3 separate regions of the Homo sapiens genome follow, and regions 2 and 3 are each linked to region 1. A link is an interaction called in ENCODE POLR2A ChIA-PET data of the cell type or tissue named here. Cell type or tissue: MCF 10A. All regions are shown on one strand.

The links. ChIA-PET counts read pairs that join two places held together with the same protein. Peaks named below come from ENCODE experiments on the same cell type or tissue, not always from the same donor. Only the 100,000 strongest peaks of a DNase experiment are listed, where the experiment ranks them.
Region 2: POLR2A ChIA-PET joins it to region 1 with 31 read pairs; 16 of 35 experiments call an interaction of 5 or more read pairs at or near these places.
Region 3: POLR2A ChIA-PET joins it to region 1 with 25 read pairs; 15 of 35 experiments call an interaction of 5 or more read pairs at or near these places.

Annotation. Positions count from the first base shown.
Region 1 is chr15:50,684,622-50,689,621 of GRCh38, reverse strand. TRPM7 (transient receptor potential cation channel subfamily M member 7) reads left to right here and starts at 2,825. Exons shown (of 39, transcript NM_017672.6): 1 at 2,825-3,091. The coding sequence starts at 3,089. It overlaps LOC128092252, which reads left to right and starts at 2,905. Exons shown (of 4, transcript NM_001414947.1): 1 at 2,905-3,091. The coding sequence starts at 2,905. It also overlaps the pseudogene RN7SL354P. RefSeq lists enhancers at 2,434-2,613, 2,924-3,343, 2,873-3,737 and a silencer at 2,704-2,873. In MCF 10A, no CTCF peak of the experiment used is centred here; DNase peaks (open chromatin) are centred at 2,511 and 2,701.
Region 2 is chr15:50,879,237-50,884,236 of GRCh38, reverse strand. No RefSeq gene overlaps it. Among named protein-coding and RNA genes, the nearest start is that of AP4E1, 27 kb to the left of the region's middle. RefSeq lists a silencer at 1,899-2,068. In MCF 10A, no CTCF peak of the experiment used is centred here; DNase peaks (open chromatin) are centred at 116, 2,606, 2,936 and 3,466.
Region 3 is chr15:50,871,965-50,876,964 of GRCh38, reverse strand. No RefSeq gene overlaps it. Among named protein-coding and RNA genes, the nearest start is that of AP4E1, 34 kb to the left of the region's middle. In MCF 10A, no CTCF peak of the experiment used is centred here; no DNase peak of the experiment used is centred here.

The sequences.
Region 1 (5,000 bases):
AAGGTGTAAGAACATTTAACAAACATGTTCTGAAGCACTGAATTTATCAATCTTGTCATCACCGAACACTGACTATAACTGCTCCTGACATATTCTTAGACACTGAATATAAATATATATATTTCAAGATTTATTATTTATTTATTTATTTTTGAGACGGAGTCTTGCTCTTTCGCCCAGGCCGGACTGCAGTGGCGCTATCTCAGCTCACTGCAAGCTCCGCCTCCCGGGTTCACGCCATTCTGCTGCCTCAGCCTCCCGAGTAGCTGGGACTACAGGCGCCCGCCACTGCGCCCGGCTAATTTTTTGTATTTTTAGTAGAGACGGGGTTTCACAGTATTAGCCAGGATGGTCTCGATCTCCTGACCTTGTGATCTGCCCGCCTCGGCCTCCCAAAGTGCTGGGATTACTGGCGTGATATTTTTTTAAGAGACGTGGTCTTGCTACGTAGTCCAGGCTTGAGTGCGGTGGCTATACACAGGCACTATCCAACTACTGATCAGCAGGAATTCTGACCTGCTCAATTTCTGTCCTGGGTTGATTCACCCCTCCTTAGGCAATCTGGTGGTCCCTTGCTCCCAGGAAGTCACTACGTTGATGCTGAACTTAGCACAGCCACCCAATCCGCATAGCACACTACAGCCCAGAACTGGGCTCACATGAGCCTTCTGCCTCAACCTCTGGAGTAGCTGGGAATACAGACATGGGCCACTGTGCCTGACTCAATACATATTTTTTGAATGAATAAATTCATTCTCCAGAATTGATTGCTGATTGAAAGTCAGCATCTGTGAATTTCAAGGCTGGTTGATCACTTGAAAATTAAGGAATTTATTTTGATTAGTTCAATTAAGGATAAATCCTGTTCCCCATTTCTTTTCTTTTTCTTTTTTTTTTTTTTTTTTTGAGACGAAGTCCTGCTCTTGTCCCCCAGGCTGGAGTGAGATGGCGCGATCTCGGCTCACTGCAACCTCTGCCTCCTGGGTTCAAGCGATTCTTCTGCCTCGGCCCCCCGAGTAGCTGTGATTACAGGCGCCTGCCACCATGCCCAGCTAATTTTTGTATTTTTAGTAGAGACGGGGTTTCACCGTGTTGGCCAGGCTGGTCTAGAACTCCTGACCTCAGGTGATCCACCCGCCTCGGCCTCCCAAAGTGCTGGGATTACAAGCATGAGCCACCGCGCCCACCCAATCCTGTTCCCCATTTCTAACTCTAAATTTTCCAATTTACCAAAGAGTTCTGGCAAGTGCCAAGGAGCTCATCTTGTTTCATTTCTACACCATCCAACTAAGGAGCGAAGCATTCGTGAGTACAAAAAGACCAGAGTTACAAAGTTCTAACGAAACAAAGCACTCTAATCTCATTTTATTTTGATTTTCCAGTTTGTCTGCCTCTACCTTCTAGATTATAAACTCCCTACAGGCAGGAAATGTGTAGGCCCAACTGAAATCCAGAAGATAAACATTTATTGACTGCATGCATAAATTAGTCAAGATGCCTTCCCCAAGGCTGACAATTTAGTGTGACACATATATTAAAACATTTTTAAGTCTTGGTTCTGCTGGACCTGCCAGATGGGGAAGAAATACACAATACCTGAAGATTGTTCACAAGCTGGGGGAACCAGTGGGTGGATTAGTTTTTTTTCTGAGAGAAGATCCTACTTCAGTGAATTGTGGGTCATAATGTTTGAGAGGCAATAATTATGCTGAATGAAAGAAGTTAGACGGAAAAAAAAGGTGCGTGCTGTATGATTCCCGTATATAAAACTTTAGCATGTGCAAACTTATCTGTACTGAAAGTAGATCTGTAGTTGATAAGGGACGTGATGGAGAGGGACGAGATGAAGGGATTATGAAGGGGGGGGAGGAAACTTAGAGGTGAATACGTTCATTTGATTATGGTGATTTCATGGGTGCACAGGTATGTCAAAACTTATCAAATTGGACATTTAAATACGTGCAGTTTGTCATGTCAATTATTTTAAAATAAAGTCGTTTTTAAAAAAGAGATAAGACAGTCAGATCCCTGAGGGTCAGATTGAGGAACTCTCGAAGACTTCAGGAGCAGAAAGATGTTAAAGCAGTTTTAAGAAAATTAAACTGATTGTGGTCTTCCCAGTAGATAAGGAATAACATTTAGTAAACCATTGCTAATAGCCAAACCTTGGCATGTGTGACAGCAAAATAAATGGAAAGGTGGATAGGTACATATTACATCAAGGGAACAACCCAGTTTTTGGTGCAGAAGGTGTGGTGTATGCGTGTATGTGGGTGAGTATCTCTGGAGGGAAAAAGACAGTCCCATAGTTAAACAAAGAAGAATATTTACCGGCAGCAACAGGAGAGGCTAGAGAAAGAACATGATTGGGGTAAAAAGATGATTCTGCATTTTGGACGAGGAGAGAGTAACATTTAAAGCCTCTACTCGCTCTGAAGCACACAGAGTGTGTTGCGACACTCGAGTTTGCTGGAGCGAGTCGGCACAGGCCAGGCCTAGTTAGCGGAATGAGCCCACACAGCAACTCCAGACTGGATCCGCAAGCCTTGAACCTTAACCCTCAACCTCCGATTCCCCAAGTTCCACTCTCGTAGCTGAGGCTGAAGTTTGTCTAAGTCCCGCCTAGGTACCCAACGGAGATACGGCGTGAACACCCCACCACTTTCTGGGAACCCAGAGGCGGTCGGCGTGGCGGCGCGAACCTGCCCAGCGCGTGCGCGCGGCGCGCAGGGAGGCGGCCTGGAATCGAGGGAGCGCGCGCCCTTCACGTGACCCGACCCGCGGGCGGCGACGCACGCGCCGCGCCGCGCCGCTCACGTGGTCCGTCCCCAGCCCCGTCGCCGGCGGAGGCGGGCGCGGGCGCGTCCCTGTGGCCAGTCACCCGGAGGAGTTGGTCGCACAATTATGAAAGACTCGGCTTCTGCTGCTAGCGCCGGAGCTGAGTTAGTTCTGAGAAGGTTTCCCTGGGCGTTCCTTGTCCGGCGGCCTCTGCTGCCGCCTCCGGAGACGCTTCCCGATAGATGGCTACAGGCCGCGGAGGAGGAGGAGGTGGAGTTGCTGCCCTTCCGGAGTCCGCCCCGTGAGGAGAATGGTACTGGACCCACGCAGGCCCGGGCGGGGAATGGTTCTGGGGTTGCGGGCGGTAAAGGAGAGACTTGGCAGGCAAGTGTGTGGGGAGCCGCGTTCCATGCGGCGAAGGACCCTCGAATTGCCTTGAGGCTTCCGGATTTGTCCTCTCGGGACGGGTGTGCAGTTCGTTCTGGGGTGAGGGGCGGGAGCAGGTAGCAAGTTAGAGGCGACACCTCTTCGCGGGAATCCCCTGAGCCGAGACTCGGCTCCCAGCGAGGGCCTCTCCAGGCGGCAGAGGCGCGAGCCCGGGACTACCTGGCTGGGCTCAGCTGAGCGGCCTCAGCGCGCCCGACGCAGGGCTCAGCCTACAAGCTCCGCATCTCCTGGGAGCACGGTCCTCCTGGCGCCAGTTGCTGGCAGATAAGGGAACCAAATGCTCTGCTCAAGTTTTACATGGAAAAAAGGGAGGGAGGGCTAGAAGGGTGCAAAAAGGGGGTAGAGGACACGGGTTTGGAGCAGTGCCTTGTTTGCTGTGCAGCGGATACTCTACAGGTACATTTCCTTTTTGGAACCAAAAGGGAGGGATTTGACAATATTGATGGTAGATCTTTTTTCTTTAGCAAGAATTAAGGATTTTGGTGGGTGGGGGGAGGCTTCTGTGGGGACCAAGACAATGTACTGTCAGTCAGGATTTAAGTCGAACTACCGCATCCCTTGCCCCAGAGAACAGTTGATCGTGTTTTAAACCGAAAGGTGCGGAATGGAGAGAGGGAGGCGGTGCATTGCAGCTTCCGATAGAGCTTTTTATTTTTGGATATCAGGAACCAATTTTGAAGATTTCTTAAGAAAGTCATTTACATCAGGGACATGAAGAGCAAAGTAGGTATTTTTGGTCAGTACTTGAATTTGATAGGCTTTATGCAAACAACTCTCCCTCTGCTGGAGTCTGGCAAGTTTGCTTTTCACTGGACGCTAATTCAAGTGCCATACAAAACTAAAATAAGAGTTTTACTTATAACACAAATGTAGTAATACTTTGAATAAATAATGTGTCTTTCACTATTTTCCACCTTATTCTTTTTTGTTTGTTTGTTTTGAGACAGGGTCTCACTCTGTCGCCCAGGCTGGAGTGAAGTGGCGCGATCTCCGCTCACTGCAACATCCGCCTCCGGGATTCAGGCGATTCTCCTGCCTCAGGCTCCCGAGTAGCTGGGACTGTAGCCACCATGCCCGGCTAATTTTTGCATTTTTAGTAGAGACGGGGTTTCACCATGTTTGGCAGGCTCGTCTCTTAATTCCTGACCTCAGGTGATCCGCCCGCCTCAGCCCCCCAAAGTCCTGGGATTACAGGCGTGAGCCACCGCGCCAGGCCAACATGGGAGATTTCAAACTTGCAAAGATACATTGTAGAATGAACTACCATATACCCATTGGCCAGTTTCAACAGCTTCAACCATGTGAATTTTATTTCTTCTATCATTCCTCAATGGGATAATTTTAAAGCAAATCCCAGACAAATGTCATTTATGGATACTTTATTGTGTTTATGTCTAAAAAGACAAGGACTTTTTAACATAACCACAATATTATTATCATGCCTAAAAATTAATAATTGCTTAGTATCATTAAATATTCAGCATATTTCCCTGATTGTCTCATGTTTTAGTCAGTTGATTTGTTAGAATCAGGTTACAAAGAATTCTGCACATAGCATTTGGTCGGTAACTCTTTCAGTCTCTAGTACCTTCTCTCTTGGGGTGTGGGGGTGTCTTTTACCATTTATTTGTTGAAAGAAACCCATCATTTGCCTTGTAGAATTTCCATCAGTTTGGATTTTGTTGAATGCATCCCTGTAGTGTCATGTAACATGTTTCTTTCTCCTCTGTATTTTTTTTTCTTTTTTCTTTTTGTTTGAGACCGAGTCTCGCTCT
Region 2 (5,000 bases), 190 kb before region 1:
AGAAACTTCCACTTCAGAAGAATTGTGAAGACAGCATTTAGCTTCCTGCTATTTCCCCTCTCAGTTCTCCCCAAGGAAGGAGTGACTCATCTGACTGAACCACTGAGGAAGGAACTGAGCATGCTCAGCCCTTTTTGCAACCTTCTTGGACTAGCCTGCCCACTAGACAGGTGCATCCTCCCACCAACCCCACCGCTGAAGCATGTGCACCTCCCCACACACATACACTCCTGCCTCCCCAAAAAGTTCAGGAGTCAAGTACAGTCATGTATCACTTAAAGACAGGGATACGTTATGAGAAATATGTAATTAGGTCAGTGATTCCCAACCCCTTTGGCACCAGGGGAGGACCAGTTTTGTGGAAGACAATTTTTCCACAGACTGGAAGGGTGAGGTATGGTTTTGGGATGAAACTTCCACCACAGATCATCAGGTATTAGATTCTCATAAAGAGCATGCAACCTAGATCCTTCACATGTGCAGTTCACAATAGGGTTTGCACTGTTATAACAATCTAATGCTGCTACTGATCTGACAGGAGGTGGAGCCCAGGCAGTAATGCCCGCCTCCTGCTCACCGCCATTGCCATCACCTCCTGCTGTGTGACCTGGTTCCTAACAGGCCAGGGACCGGTACCTGGAACCGGGTGATTCTTTGTTGTGCAAACATCATAGAGCACACTTAAATAAATCTAGCTGCTGGCCAGGCGCAGTGGCTCACGCCTGTAATCCCAACACTTTGGGAGGCCGAGGCGGGCAGATCACGAGGTCAGGAGATCGAGACCATCCTGGCTAGCACGGTGAAACCCCGTCTCTACTAAAAATACAAAAATCAGCCGGATGTGGTGGTGGGCGCCTTTAGTCCCAGCTACTCGGGAGGCTGAGGCAGGAGAATGGCGTGAACCCGGGAGGCTGAGGTTGCAGTGAGCCGAGATTGTGCCACTGCACTCCAGCCTGGTCGACAGAGTGAGACTCTATCTCAAAAAAAATAAAATAAAATAAAATAAAAATAAAATAAATCTAGATGCTTACTACACACCTGGGCTATGTGATATATCTTATTGCTCTTAGGCTACAAACCTATACAACATGTTACTGTACTGAATACTCTAGGGAATTGTAACACAATAGTGTCTGTGTATATAAACATATCTAAACATAGGAAAGGTACAGTAAAAATACAGTATTATAATCTTAAGGGACCACTGTCATATATGTGTTCATCATTAATTAAAGAGTCCTTGGCCGGGGGCAGTGGCTCATGCCTGTAATCCCAGCACTTTGGGAGGCCAAGGCTGGCAGATCACCTGAGGTCAAGAGTTTGAGACCAGCCTGACCAACATGGAGAAACCCCATCTGTACTAAAAATACAAAATTATCCGGGCGTGGTGGCACATGCCTATAATCCCAGCTACTAGGGATGCTGAGGCAGGAGAATCGCTTGAACCTGGGAGGTGGAGGTTGCGGTGAGCCGAGATCGTGCCATTGCACTCCAGCCTGGGCAACAAGAGTGAAACTCCGTCTCAAAAAAAAAAAAAAAAAAAAAAAAAGAGTCCTTATGCAGTGCATGACTGTATTAGGAAGTCTGATTGTGAGACCTGACCGGCAGCTTGTCTACTCTGTCCTCACCCTCATTAAAGCTGATGCTTTTATTTCCGTCTGTCTGATTTTTGTGTCTGTTTCTCAAAAGGAATTCAGATGGGTAACAGCTGTTATTTATTTGTCTCTCCAAGGCCCCCAAATCAAGACTAAGTAGCCCTGCCACTGAAAAGGTTGAAAATCAGTGAAAAATGCAAATAAATGACTCTAGTAGAAGACTAAATTCATTGTATGCCCTTGAGCAAGGGTTGAGCTCCTCAGTCAAAGAAGAGAGTCACCTTTTCCAGAAGAGAATGCAGCTCAAGGGGAATGCAGGTGGGGCAGTGAAGGAGAAAGAGATTCCTAGAAGCCTCGAGTGGGGGAACCAGCATCACTACCAGATTCCCTCATGTCTGCAGTGTGAAGTGGTGGCAAGAGCCCCCCACATTGGGACCCAGAAAACCTGTGATAAAATCCAAGCTGTTTTCAGATGTGTAGCCTTTACCATTTTGAGCCTCAGTTTTCTTATTTCTAAGTAAGCATAAATATCTTCCTGCCTACCCTATAGGGTTACTGTGAAATTACATTTATATCATGTATATGAATGTTCATGTATATACTGGAAAGCAAAATAAAAATATAAAATAGCATGAAAAAAGTAGTGAGGAGAAGGTACTTGATATTTTGTGATAGAAGTGCTGGATATTTCCCATTTGCTCACCCAACTCTACTTTCTACTCTGATCCATATCCTAAAGGCTGAATTGTCTGAATTGCATCACTGGGTTCCCTTGCCTTTCGGCTGCTGGTTGAGTTTAAAAAGGAGCAACAGAAGGAATTGGATAGGGGTAGATTTTGATGATTAGATTCTCTTGGTACGTCCCTGCTGGATCTCCCATGTTGGCTGCATCTCTCTGTGGAGGGCACAGCTTGTGTCAAATTGCCAAACTGCCTTTTTTTTTTTTTTTTTTTGGCAATCACCCAGGCTGTAGTGCAGTGGCACAATCGTAGCTCACTGCAGCCTTGACCTTGTGAGTTCAAGCAATCCTCCCACTCTCAGCCTCCCGAGTAGCTGGGACTACAGGCATGTACCACCATGCCCAACTTCCTTAAGTAGAGACAAGGTCTTGCTATGTTGCCCAGGATGGTCTTGAACTCCTAAACTCAAACAATCCTCCTGCCTCAGCCTCCCACAGTGCTGGAACTACAGGCGTGAGCTACACCTCTGGCCCCAAATTGCCTTCTCCACACAGTTTTCTCTCCAGACCAGTAGCATTGCCATCATCAGGGAATTTATGCAAAATGCAAATATTTTAGTCCTACCCCAGACCTACTGAAGCAGAAACTCCAGGGTGAGGCTGAGTAATCTGTGTTGTAATAAGTCCTCCAGGTAATTCTGATGCATACTAAAGCTTGAAAACTGCTTGCTGTTGGAAGGGATTACTCCCTCTCATTTGCTCGCAGTAACTAACCCTAGAATACTGCCCAATTCCTTGCTGCTTCCCCAGAACTCTTTTACCTTTGTAAATAGTCCTTTTTATTATACTCTCCTCAAATTACTCATTTTCTTTTTCTTTTTTCTTTATTTTTTTAGGCTCTTTCTTTGAATTCTAAAAATTATTCATTTTAAATACGCCATCATTTCCTGTAGGACTCTGATGTTGAGATCTCAGAAATAAGACAAGTAACTGCTTTGTATTACACCTGCGTAAAGGACAGGCACACTGATCAAGGTGAAAGAAAAAATGTCTGTCAATGAGATACCTAAATAAGATTTAGTTTAAGATCATTGTGGGCTACACAGTCCCAAAATCTTTTAGGCCAAAGCTCACAGTGAGTCTCTGTGTTTCAGGAAATGTCTCCATTTGGTAAACTAAGAAATGATGTAACATCCTTGCAAGACATATGACTAAAATCTGAGGTTTCTGTGTGGGCTTTGGCTGTAATTTTGGTTTCTACCAAGGGCTTTAGTCTGAAGAGGAAAGCACTAAAATAAATTGCTACTTGCAAAAAGAAGCTGCTGGTATTTCTTTCCTTTGGCGAAGACCAAAGCTATAGTGAGCTAAATTCATATCATTTATTTTTCATCCAGTATAAAAGTTATATGGGCCAAGACATAACATTTGAGCAGCTGTAGAAGTTTAAAGGGTCAGTGTGACTTAAGTGTATAATGCCCAAGACAAAGAGACACTGTTTTAGGTGTTTGTTTCCTCAAGTCTCTTGTCATAGAGACTCCTCTTGTGTCCAGGGCATAAATAAATCCAAGGCAGAAATATTTAACAGAGGTTGGGAAGAAAGCCTAGAGTAGAAATTGAGACGCCCCGCCCCAGCAAGTCATTTCCTTTGGAAATATAAGGGTTAAGCAGCCTGGAGTCAGGCTAAGAAAGAGGCTTTGGGAAAATTTAGGCCAAAGTGTTAACTCAGGTTTTTCTCACCTTTGTGGATTGAGTCCATTGCTTTTGCCTACAAATGAATAAACTGTTCTTTTTTTTTTTTTTTTTTTTTTTTTGAGATGAAGTCTCGCTCTGTTGCCCAGGCTGGAGTGCAATGGCACAATCTCAGCTCACTGCAATTCCGCCTCCCAGGTTCAAGTGATTCTCCTGCCTCAGCTTCCCGATTAGCTGGGATTACAGGCACCTGCCACCATGCCTGGCTAATTTTTGTATTTTTAGTAGAGACAGGGTTTCACCATGCTGGCCAGGCTGGTTTCGAACTCCTGACCTCAGGCAATCCACCCGCCTCAGCCTCCCAAAGTGCTGGGATTATAGGCATGAGCCACCATGACCGGCCGAAGAAACTGGTTTTCAAAGCAGTATCTCTTGTTTCTGCCTCATGATTTATTTATTCAGTCAGTAAGAGCTGGACCCTGAAAAATGGTGAAGTTGGCTAAACTTATCTTCACATTTTTTCCTTAATCCATTAAAAAAAAATTTTTTTTAAAACAATTTCTCTCACCACACCACACACACACACACACACACACACACACACACACACCCCCAATACCTGGTGCTTTGAAGCCGTAACCTGTCTGTTCACGGCTACCACTTGAACCAGCATCCCAGATTTCCCCCTTTGAACTATTGTAGAGTACAGTCAGAATTTAAAGGAATAAGATCCTAACCCTCATGGTCTGTTACAGACATGATTATCTGATTAGCCCTGATGGGCAACGGCTTGATGCTAGAAATCCTCTCACCTAAGGCAGCCCAGTGGAGTGGACCAATCAGGAACCGAAGGCTTTATTAGCTGTGTGACCTTGGGCAAGTTACATAGATTCTTGGGGTTGAAAGGAACCAATGCTTTAATACATAACACCTCACTGAGGTGTAATCCATCTTCTATGTCATTTTCTTCTGAAAATAACTTCTACTACTTCTTCAGCACTTCCTATGGGCCAGGGCCTAGGCAAAGTATGTGCTAT
Region 3 (5,000 bases), 190 kb before region 1:
GGTTAGGAGGTGCTGAGTATTCTGAAATACACCGTGAGGGCATTACACTGAAAATGCTACTCATTCTGTTCCTGGATAAGTTAAAAGAATAACCGTAATATTTTTATCCTCCATCTTGTGGCTTTTTTTTTTATCTTACTCTTTCCTCTCTTCGTTCTCCCTCATCCATCAGAATTCATAAGAAGGGGCACAAGGGCAAATTTCCTTCTTTTTTTTTTTGTTTTGTTTTGTTTTGTTTTGTTTTGTTTTGAGACGAAGTCTTGCTCTGTCGCCCAGGTTGGAGTGCAATGGCGCGATCAACCTCTGCTTCCCAGCTTCGAGCTATTCTCATGTCTCAGCCTCCCGAGTAGCTGGGATTACAGGCGTGTACCACCATGCCGGGCTAATTTTTGTATTTTTAGTAGAGAAGTGCTTTCACCATGTTAGTCAGGTTGGCCTCGAACTCCTGACGTGAGGTGATCCACCCGCCTCAGCCTCCCAAAGTGCTAGGATTACAGGCGTGAACCACCGCGCCCGGCCTAAGGGCAAATTTTTTATGATCCCATTACTGAAACACACTTAAAATGTATCAAGGGACAGTAAGTTTACAAGTTAATCAGTAGCTCTCCAGGTGGAATTTTTAAAGGAGACCAAGTTTACGGTTTTATGAAAGAAAACACCCTCACAAGTTTCAAGAACATTTGGAAACTTCTGTATCAGATCAGATAAAAATCCATACAAATAGGTATTCTTTCCTTGATAATTGCTGTAACATTATGTGTATATGACTCCAGATGTTTTTTTCTTTTTTATTTTTATTTTTTATTTTTTTGAGACGGTGTCGCCCAGGCTGGAGTGCAGTGATGCGATCTTGGCTCACTGCAACCTCTGCCACCCAGGTTCAAGTGATTCTCCTGCCTCAGCCTCCCGAGTAGCTGGGACTACAGGCACACACCACCACGCCCAGCTAATTTTTGTATTTTTAGTAGAGACAGGGTTTTACCATGTTGACCAGGATGGTCTTGATCTCTTGACCTTGTGATCCACCTGCCTCGGCCTTCCAAAGTGCTGGGATTACAGGATTGAGCCACCGCACCCAGTCCAGGTGTTTTTTTCAAAGTACATAGTAGCATACGTTTCTTTATAAAAATAAAAACTAGCATTTAGAAATAATCTTTACAATTTTATTATAAAAAGAACTATTGATCAAACTGAAGACTGAGCTCTGATTTTTTTATTTTGCCCAAATTCCTACCTAAGGAGTCTAGGAAGTCATGCACTACAAACCATAAATTCTCATCAAATGGGTTTTATTTGACCCTATATATCGTGACACACTTTTCATTCTAACTCTGGCATAACACTATGAGACAAGGAAAAAATATTTAACCCCAAAATATATTTCCTTGCCATACCTTGAAATTGCCCTGCAAAGTGTCTTGTGGGAAAAATCCACATTTCCCTTTTGTTTTCCTTTTCTTTCCAGATCCTGGAGATAATCAACTAAGAGCCAGGCACCCTTTTAGGTCTGATAAGAAACATTTTACAACCTGCTTTCTCTCTGAACTCTGCTATCTGAGAGATTCCTCTGCACTCTGCATAATAAAACCTGGTCTCTATGATCCTTTTTCTTTTCTTTTTTTTTTTTTTTTTTGAGACAGAGTTTCACTCTTGTTGCCCAGGCTGGAGTGCAATGGCACGATCTCAGCTGACCGCAACCTCCACCTCCTGGGTTCAAGCGATTCTCCTGCCTCAGCCTCCCGAGTAGCTGGGATTACAGGCATGTGCCACCACACCTGGCTAATTTTGTATTTTTAGTAGAGATGGGGTTTCTCCATGTTGGTCAGGCTGGTTGCAAACTCCCGACCTCAGGTGATCCGCCCACCTCAGCCTCCCAAAGTGCTGGGATTACAGGCGCAAGCCACCACGCCACAGCCTCTATGATCCTTTTTCTTAACTTGAACATTCCTTTGCATTAACCCCAGGTCTTCAGGTGAACTCAACCAATTGTCAACCAGAAAATGTTTAAATTTACTTATAGCCTGGAAACCCCCGCTTTGAGGTGTCCCACCTTTCGGAACCAAACCAATGTATTTCTTAAATGTATTTGATTGATGTCTCATGCCTCCCTAAAATATATAAAACCGAGCTGTACCCCGACCACCTGGGTCATATGTTCTCAGGACCTCCTAAGGGCTGTGTTATAGGCCATGGTAACTTATATATGGCTCAGAATAAATCTCTTCAAATATTTTACAGGGTTTGACTCTTTTCACCGACAATAATCTGGTGCCCAACATTGGGCCTCGGAGAAGACTCAGGACCCTGAAGGAGTTGCCCAAAACTGGAGCTAAGGTACCAGCAGGAGCCCATTGAAGCCTCACCGAATTCGAGCTTCTCCTTCGGTGGAACTGGGAAGTTCTCCTGAGCCCCAACCTCCTGTTTTGGTTGATGGTCCTTGATTTATTCTAAGCTGATTTTTTCCTCTCTGTCTTTTCTCCTAGGAAGTTGGTTAAAATCTTAATTTTAGTTTCAGAAGTGCATTCAAAAGGATCTTTCTCCATTGCCTTTTCTCTCAAAATTAATCTCAATTGGCTTGTCTGTGCACACTTTGCGTGAGGAACTGAACTGTTGTTTTTCATAAGTAAGTGAGAGACTGAGTTCCTCAGCTCTGAAGTGAAAGGGCATTTTGCTCCTCCCAGCTGAAAGGCACCTCTGGGTGACCGGGGGCCTCGTGGGAGTGTCTGCGGAGGGCGGGGGGCGGGGGGGGTTGATCCCCTGTAATGTGCAGCGGCCCTATAGGAAACTCTCCAACAAATATTAATTTAAAAAGGCTCATCCAGGAAATGCACATAAGGGCTGATCACCCAGCGTCTTGAGCCCTCTCAGAGGTGATAGACCTCTGAAGAGAGAAATTGAGACATGTAAGAGTGTAGAAATAACTCAGTGGTGACACACTGTGGAGTGCTACTGACAGGCAGCACATATCGATCCACCACACAAAAACCTTAGTCCGCAGGTCAGTTCCCTAAAAAAAAAAAAAAACAAAAAAGATAGGAAATAAATCCTCCAAAAAAGAGGAAAGGCAAGGAGAGTGGCCCCCTGTGGGCACTCCAACTGAGTTTATGTTTAATAATTGTGGTGCCTTTACTTGCAATTATTTATGTAAATGGAAAGATCTTACTAAAGATGACCTAGGTTTAAGGTTTCCAAAATAGGGAACTTTGATATTCCTAAATTGGCTTTCCTGCATGCTAGATTAGACAAATTAGGCTCCCAAATCAAAGAAAATGAATGGCAATCGTACTTTAGCTGGCATCTAGAATCATCAAAAAGAGGGAAAGATAAGCTTGCCTTCCTCCAGGAAGTTAATTTAAAAATTTTTGAAACTGTTTCAGAATTTAAAAAAACCAGTAAAAGTCACTTCTGAAATCAGGAAGGCTCCAGAAACTGACTCCCCTTCTGCTCCTCCTGACCCTCTACTCTCTGAACTTCCTTATCCAGACAATTTCATTTTTCCTCCTCCTTTCCCTCCTCCCTTGCCTCAAACCACAGGGGGACCAGAAATAGCTGCAGAAAATAATATAGTAGTTGCTCCTTTTAGAGTAAAACCCATAAGCAGAGGGGATTCTAACATAATATATGCCCCCTGGACCAAATCATAGTTAAGTCCCTGGTATCTGGATTCCTCAATCCGATTGAAGATCCCTTTGGGTTTGCTTAGGAATTCCAGTTAAGTCTTAAGATTTATGACCCAGGGTTCTCTGACCTATATCAGCTGATTCAGTTACTGGTCTCCAAAAACAAAGCTGAAGAATGGTTTAGAGTAGCAGATTGGAAACAGCCTTTAGAAGATTTTGACAAAATAGATGCAACTGGAAGAGAGAAATGCAGAGAGCTCTGCAATCACCTCTGTGACACTGTACCACAGATATTCCCCAAGGTTATAGATTGATAGATTGAGCAAAGGTGCAACAATGTAAAATACACCCAAACGAGATCATGCCTGACTTTTATATCAGGTTTGAAAAGACATTCAAAGAGTTTTCAGGAATACCTCCTGAAAACTTTGAGCACGGTAAAAGTGACAACTTACTCAATTCTGAGTTTATTCAAGGTTTAGATAAAGAGTTAGCAACCCTAATAAAGAAGAATAATGTGACTTGGGCTTCCTTTCCCACTAGCCACCTAGTCACCCTAGCTGACCAGTTGTCACAAGCAATCATTAAGAAAGAAAAGGAAATAGTCTCTAAAATTATAAGTTTACAACTAAAACAACTTAGTAACCAAGTTGGGAGTTTGCAAGGGTCCCATGGTCTCCAGAGATCTAAGCAACCCCAAGAGGAAGCAATTTGCCACTATTGCAAAAAGAAAGGACATTTTTTAAAATAATGTAAAAAACTTAAATGGGTGCTTGCTCAACATGGGCAAAGGACCCCAAAGGAAGGCACCAGAACAACTCAAAAATCAGAATAAGGATGCTCTGAGGGAATAGAGAGGGTTTTCCCCCTACTTCTAACTAATGCTTTAGGAGAAGTAGAAATATCCATAAATGGGGAAAATATCAAAGCCCTTGTCGACATCAGCACTACACTGTCAGTCTTCAACCCTACCTTGATTAAAAACCCTCTCCCTTGGAGTAAAGAAAAAGTACACATGGTAGGGGTTTCAAACTCTCCTATTACAGCCTTTAAATCAAATCCCCTTCAATTTCAACTAGGAGAACTAGTGAGGGATCACATTTTTCTTATAGTAGATAGTGTCACACACACACCTGCTGGAACGGGATTTCCTAGAGACCCATAATGCTCATATCTCATTTTCACAAAAGGGAGAAATTATTCTCAACTTGGGAGACTTACAAAAACCCACATGTAGTATTGTGCTTGGGAAAGTCAATCAAGATTCTGGACAGGAAGAATTAGAGCCTTTCTTATCTAAAGTACCAGACTCCTTATGGGCAAGCTCTTCCACAAATATTGGGAGAATTAAGTCAGCAGTCCCTATAGAGATAACCATAA